2 separate regions of the Homo sapiens genome follow, and region 2 is linked to region 1. The links are chromatin contacts, found by Hi-C or POLR2A ChIA-PET in ENCODE. All regions are on one chromosome and are shown on one strand. The core of a region is the stretch at or near the end of the contact, and the rest is flanking DNA. Distances in the headings are between cores, read along the strand shown.

Evidence for each region. Hi-C counts contacts between places; a loop is a spot of excess contacts on that map. ChIA-PET counts read pairs that join two places held with the same protein, here RNA polymerase II (POLR2A). Pooled maps may share reads with other maps.
Region 2: a map of endothelial cell of umbilical vein shows a loop between it and region 1 (7-fold over the local background). The contact joins the promoter of MCTS1 here to the enhancer-like site in region 1. A Hi-C loop is called at or near these places in 1 of 168 maps with a recorded cell type or tissue (endothelial cell of umbilical vein), 1 of 37 single-sample maps with no recorded cell type and 8 of 50 pooled maps. POLR2A ChIA-PET finds 5 or more read pairs at or near these places in 1 of 52 experiments (activated B cell).

The regions. Positions count from the first base shown.
Region 1 is chrX:120,768,395-120,771,778 of GRCh38, reverse strand. No RefSeq gene overlaps it. Among named protein-coding and RNA genes, the nearest start is that of CT47B1, 110 kb to the left of the region's middle. Within about 2 kb of position 1,703, at least 3 of the 41 ENCODE cell types and tissues checked have a DNase peak (open chromatin) inside an H3K27ac peak, as active enhancers do; they include endothelial cell of umbilical vein, where a contact is called at or near this core.
Region 2 is chrX:120,602,370-120,605,753 of GRCh38, reverse strand. MCTS1 (MCTS1 re-initiation and release factor) reads right to left here and starts at 1,653. Exons shown (of 6, transcript NM_014060.3): 1 at 1,507-1,653; 2 at 195-347. The coding sequence starts at 1,517.

The DNA.
Region 1 (3,384 bases), core at 454-2,953:
CAGTGGCTTAACACGAAATGGCTTAATGGTTTATTTCTCACACATGCTATAGTCTAATATGGAACATGGAGTGGCGTGGATGGCTTTGCACCATGCAGTCATTCACATATCCATGCTCTTTCCATCATGTGGCTTCTGCCATCTTTTAGGGTCTCTGGGTCTTCCACTGGATCCTCTTTTTCTGGCAGGTTCATGTGCCAGGCCTAGAAGTGGCACTCATCATTTTGGCTCACATTCCACTGACAAGAACTGTAATACAGCCCCATCTAGGAGCAAGGGGGCAGAGAAATGCCATCTGGTGGTATACTCAGGAAGAAGAGGAGAAGACAGACATTATTGAGCCCTACTTGTCTCAACCAGGGAAGTGAGGACTGAGGAAGGGTCAAGCTAGATGGCGGCAGTCATTTTCCTTTCCCCTCCCCAAAAGGTTCTGTACAATGCTTTTCACTAATGAGTAAAACTTAGAGAAGTTCCTGGAGTAACATCTGTTTTTAGAGCAGAAGTTTCCAGAATAGATAATTAATGCTATGGAAAAGATAGGAGGAAGTGAAGTTCCTCACATTAAAAGCTGCCTAACTGAAGCCTTCAGACACGAGGAAAAAAGCTTGAGAAAGTCACTCTGAAGACTATTATATAGGTTGATTATAGCCATAATGACCCATAAAGCTTGGAATTCCATACTGTGTCAGAGCCTCCAGGTATGGAGCATTCTTGAATCTAATTTGTATTCTAACCAAAAAGTAAAAGGCCAACCACCAACAAACCAACTAAAAACCCCACCCAGTTCTCTTGACACACTTTGCTCTTAAGGGAATATGGACAGAAACACTTAACTCAAAGTGAACCCCTTAACTCAAATTGAGCCCCTGAATTCCAATAATTTAATATCTGTTGGCTGTGTGTTACATTCCTAATAAATAGCTTACATTTCAAACTCTGTTTCAGCAACTACTTCCACAGAATCCATCCTACAACATCAGACCAGGTCAGTTCAGTGACAATGCCAAGTGTGTTTAGTGCAGAAAAAAGCAAGTGACTTCTGGGGCACTTGGTCAGGGCTCAGGGTCACTGCTTGAATGGTTGCCAAGAGACAGAAGTTTGATTTTCTCTGGCCACAAGTCTCTGGCACTGAGAACTACATAGATTTGTTGAGGGCCCTGAAACTGAAGACAAATCTGATGACAGAAAGACAGAAGAAGGAGACCTTATCCCTGGGAAGAACTATCCATCAATATAGAGACTTAGTTAAATGAATTAGGATGCACTGCTACACCAGAATGATCCACAGCCCTTAAAAAGAAAGAAACAAAAGTACATTTGCTGACATGGGAGAATGCCCAAAATATATGGTTATCTGAATTTTAGAAAGCAAGTTTTAGAAAAACTTTAGTAATATGATACCATTTTAAAATTAACACATTTTAAATAAATTGGAATTTTAAGAATTTGAAATATTGTGATATAAAATATTTTAGCTTCAGTATATGTACAACGTTTGAAATAATGCAAGTCCTCCCAAATTAAAATGTCACTAAGAATCACATAATTTCAAAGTTGGAAGTCTAAGTGAACTGTAAGTCATGTTTACACTATTGCCACATGGTGGCACCAGTTTAGCTGACAAACAGAAATTCTGCCCTTCCTTTGTCAAGGCTGGTTTTGAATTACGCAAATATCTAATTATGTGGTGCCCTCAGGAACACATTCCTTGCATAAAACACAGCTGACCTGAGTACTGGTAGGCAGAACATCTGGAGGAATAGGTACCAAACTTAACCGCGGTCATCTCTGGAGAGTGGAAGTGGGGAGGGTGACTGTTGCTTGTCCATGTTTATATACTTACAATTTTATTATTTTTATATTCAGTAAGAATGGGAAACAATTTCTGATTAAAATAAATGCCTTCTTTGGATTCTTAAGCAAAACCCCAAGTGTATTTCAAATGCCATGCAGATGGCAGACAACACACACTAGGCAAGGGAAGAGGCATGACATCCTTTGGCCAGACATCTGGTGCTCCATATGAAATAGAGTCAAAGCCAAAGGAATGGGAATGCCTCAGCCATTCCGGCCCTAGCGATGTCTCCATCATGTCCAGGGTTTTTTCCCGGGCTCCCTCAGCATAGCAGTCTTTAGCCCAGCAATCATGCACGTAACCACTGGGCAGCATGACCTTACCCCTCCCCCTAATTCTGATCCTGGAGCTTTCATCAGCCTCAAAGGGCCCAGTGCAGTGGCTCATGCCTGTAATTACAGCACTTTGGGAGGTCGAGGCAGGAAGAACACTTGAGGTCAGGAGTTCGAGACCAGCCTGGCCAACATGGTGAAACCCCATCTCTACTAAAAATATATAAATTAGCTGGGCATGATGGTGCACGCCTGTAGTCCCAGCTACTCGGGAGGCTGAGGCATGAGAATCCCTTGAACCCAGGAGGCGGAGGTTGCAGTGAGCCAAGACTGTGCCACTGCACTCCAGCCTGGGTGACAGAGTGAGACTCTGACTCAAAAAAATAGAAGTAATAAAATAAAATAAATTAATTAATTGATAATGCCAAGATTGAAAACTTTGGCAGCTCATAATTTTGCTGAAAGAAGAATGGCCATCGTCTTTGCTCAATAACTGCAAAATATTTTCATATTTAGATTCCCAAAAACCAATTCAGATGACTGATTCAATGATGTTTTGTTTTTCATTTCTACATCATCCTTTTCTTTCTAGTCATCTTTGGATACACATCTGCTTTCAGCATTTGTCCACTTATAAACTATATCAAGTAAATTTTCATGTAGAAACATAAAAGTCATACATCCTTTTAGCAAAACAGGATGGCTCAGGTTCCTGTAACCAAATATTGCCTGATGAAGTCCTTCCTGTTGAATGACTAACTGGATAAGAATGCCATATTTCCTTTTTGTACTTGGACATATACTATTCCCTCATAGGTTCTTAAGTTTGAAAAGTCGTATCTAAGATATTGACATCTGTAGACTCACAGTCTGAGATTTCACTTATATGAGCAATTTTACCATCACCATTAGTCTAGAGTGCTGTCGTGTGTTTTGATTCATCTAATTTATCTAATCTAATAATTGAGAAATGTCTGTTCTCTGGGAACAAGTTGCTTCACTGAGACCTAGCTTCTCTAAACTTGGAACCCTTAAATAATAATAATAATAACAAAAAATGACAAGCTGCTCCTTTTCAACCTTGAGTAGCTTCCCACTTTGGTAAGAATAAAGCCAGATTTCTTACAATGGTGTCTAAAGCCCTCACAGTCTGCCACCTCATATTCCTCTGACCTCTAACTCCTTCTGGTCTCACCCTCATTCACTCTGCTTCAGCCTTACCAGCTTCCATGCTGTGTCTCCAATACTCCAGGCATG
Region 2 (3,384 bases), core at 404-2,903, 170 kb after region 1:
CAAAGCCACATTTTTTCAGGGACATAGAAAATCTTTGAAAATACAAATATTGGAGTTTTAGAGTTATTCTGTGTCTACCCCATTATTAATCTATCAATAGTTAATCTGAAAATAATTCCATTTAGTATGAGTGCAATCTAATCATTAAATATTCAGCTATACCGAGCTTTACACAGACAAAAACAAAGACTTACCATCGGACTATTTTGACAGGATCTTTCTTAGGCATGATTTGATTAAGCCATGGTTCAATACCTGGAAATTGCTCTATCAATTGATTCTTAATACCCTTAATAACTGAAGTTTTCAACTGGATGCAGTTGGACACATTTTCTTTTTCATCAAATCTGCCAAGTAATTTTTGCAAGAAAAGAAAAGGCATTTCTAAGTAGAGGTATCAGAATACCTAAAGGTACTGTTCTAATTAGTCATTTATTCCCAACCAAGTATTTAGATACTTAATTATGAAATAAATTGTTCTTTTAAAAAAAAATACCATCTCCCTTTTACTCTGTCCAGCACAAAACCAATGTCTTAATACAATATTGAAATAAACTGTCAAGTATACAGCAATTAGCTGGGGTTAGGGGGAGGAATATGAGACATACTTTGCACCATAATCTGTAATTAGCTACACAAATGCCTTTCCTGGAAAATCTTATTCAATTCTACCCAGGAAGAAACACAGGCTCCCACCAATAATAAAACCTGAGATCAGAAAACAAAACCCTCAATTCTTGAGATACAAAAGACCAACCCAAGCATAACATAGAAAATCGGCCCCTGCTAGGCTATGTAATCTGCTGAGATTTTTTTTAAGTGATGATAATAATGATTTCTAAGATCCCTATTCGTTTTTGCTCAAAATTTCATGCACAAAACCCACCTTCCTTTGCCCATGTTCCCCCTTTGCTTTTTGCGTCTACCAAATCTGGAAGGCAAACCCACTAGTAGGTTCCCAAGGAATTTTTGTCTTCCTTACACTGAATAGCCTATGGGGCAATCGTTATTTTCAAGGCAAGGTTAATCTGGCAGCTAGGCAATAGGCATGACAGGCCGCTTGCTTCCTGTCACCCAGACTCCTTCACTCCCATGACCCAGGAAGTCAAGCCTTCCTTTATTCAGTTCATAACTAATAAACATATGGCAGTGAGCGCAGGGCTCCCCTCTCAGCTACAGAGAATATGCCTCTAAATCACAGTGCACGGATGTGATTGGTAGAACCCTAGGAATGGAGACAGAATTGGGGGAGGGGGCAAAAGAGAAAGAGGGGTAAGGAGAAAAAACAATGGGAGTGGAGGGACTGAAACCCAATTAAGGACTACGGATGGAAAGCTTAAAGAAGTGTTCAAGTTGGGAGTGAGAGCATAGTACTATAGAAAACCTTAGGGAGTCAGGATGGCAGGGGCGGGGGAGAGAGAAAGAGGATCTTAGCTCTCGCCCTCTTCCCCACCCCCACCCCACCGCCTTTGTGAGCAGCCGATGGAGGCCACAGCATGTCCTTACTTCTTGAACATGATCCAAGGTGAAGGGGGCGACGATAGGGAAGGGCCCGGAATGGGAAAGAAATTGAATTTGCAGGGGTCCGGCAGATCCCCTCACACGAGGAAGGCCGGCACTGACAGTCGGAGCTGTAGTCGTTATCCGGAAAACGAGAGCCAGCCGCGCTTTACGGCTCTCAGTCAAATCTGACTACTTCCGCTCCTCTGGACTCCACGTAGGCGCTTTTGCCGGCTCCTTTTAGGCAACCGGTTCCTCAGCAGTTGGAGGTAGCTGAAAGGGCGGGACTTGAGAGGGAAGAAGTGATAGAGCAATTGCAGGAAGAGAAGAATGGAGGGGGCGGAGAATCAATCAAAGTAGCATTTATGGCACTTGCGTCAGTTACGGGTTCCTCAAAGGGTCAAGATTCTTCCGTGCTTCGTTGCTACCTATCGTCAAAGTAAACGATTTTTTTAGAGGGAATGGTTTCTGTCCTGTCTGAGGCAACCGAATGGATTGGTGCTTACCTACCAGCATGAATCCAGGCAACCCTCATGGCTTCATGTTAAAGTGCTGGTAGGATTGCCAGGTTTAGCAAATGAAAATACAGGATGCCTATTTAAATTTGCATTTCAGGTAAACAATGAATATTTGTTTTAGTGTAAGTATACCTCATTAATATTTTGGATATACTTACACTAAAAATATACAGCGCTTGTTTAGCTGAATTTAATTGAGCATCCTGTTTTTTATCTTATAACCTTATTCACTGGCAACCGTACGATGCTCCCAAAGTTTTTTGCGGGTTTTTATTGAGACAGGGCCTCACTCTTGCCCAGGCTTGAATGCGGTGGTGCTATCATGGCTCACTTGCAGCCTCTACCTCCTTGGCTCAAGGGATCTTCCCACTTCAGCCTCCCAAGTAGCATGGACTACAGGCACACACCATCATGCCCGGTTAATTTTTTTATTTTTATTATTATTATTATTATTGTAGAGACGGGGTCTATGTTGCTCAGGCTGGTTGCAAAGTCCTGGGCTCAAGCAGTCCTCCCACCTTGGCATCCCAAAGTGCTGGGGTTACAAGCGTGAATGACTGTGCTCCCGTAGAATAATTCCCATAGAATTATTACAGAAGGTAATCTGATTTAAGAGATAATAGCTAAAGAGACATGTTTTACTTATGTAATTTTTTTAAAAATAAAGCTGATAGAGAAACAAAATTATGCCAATCAAGAGTTTCACTTTGTTTTTTGTTTTAGAGACAGCATCTCACTCTGTCACCTAGGCTGGAGTGCAGTGGCATGATCACGGTTCATTGGAGTTGCAACTTCCCAGGCTCAAGTGACCCTCCCGCCTCAGCCTCCGGAGTAGTTGGTACTACAGGCATGCACTACCACACCTGGCGAATTTTAATTTTTTGTAGAGACAGGCAGGGTCTCACTAAGTTGCCCAGACTGATCTTGAACTCCTGGCCTCGAGCAATTCCCCGAACTCAGCCTCCCGAAGTGTTGGGATTACAGCCATGAGCTACTGTGCCTGGCCTAATCAAGGGTTTTGATCAGCCAAGAAATCATGGAAAAATTTAAAAACCTGAAAAGGCCCTACGCAGGAGGTGGGGTGGGTAGGCACTGACATCCAAAACAAATACACCAGTCTCCCCAGGGAGTAAATACTCTAGTCCATATTGAGGAGACGGGCCATTAGAGCAATTATAGCAAACAGTACTATGCATTTAAATGATCCAACTAACACCTTGTCTTAATTCTATGGTATGAACAATATTCTGATTATAATTTGGCTTCCCATGAAGATCTGCCCACAGGGAAAGAATTAGCTACGTTCCAATCAAATCTGCATGAACAATTATGTTTGCATTTGTAAATTAATAAATTGGCATTCTGG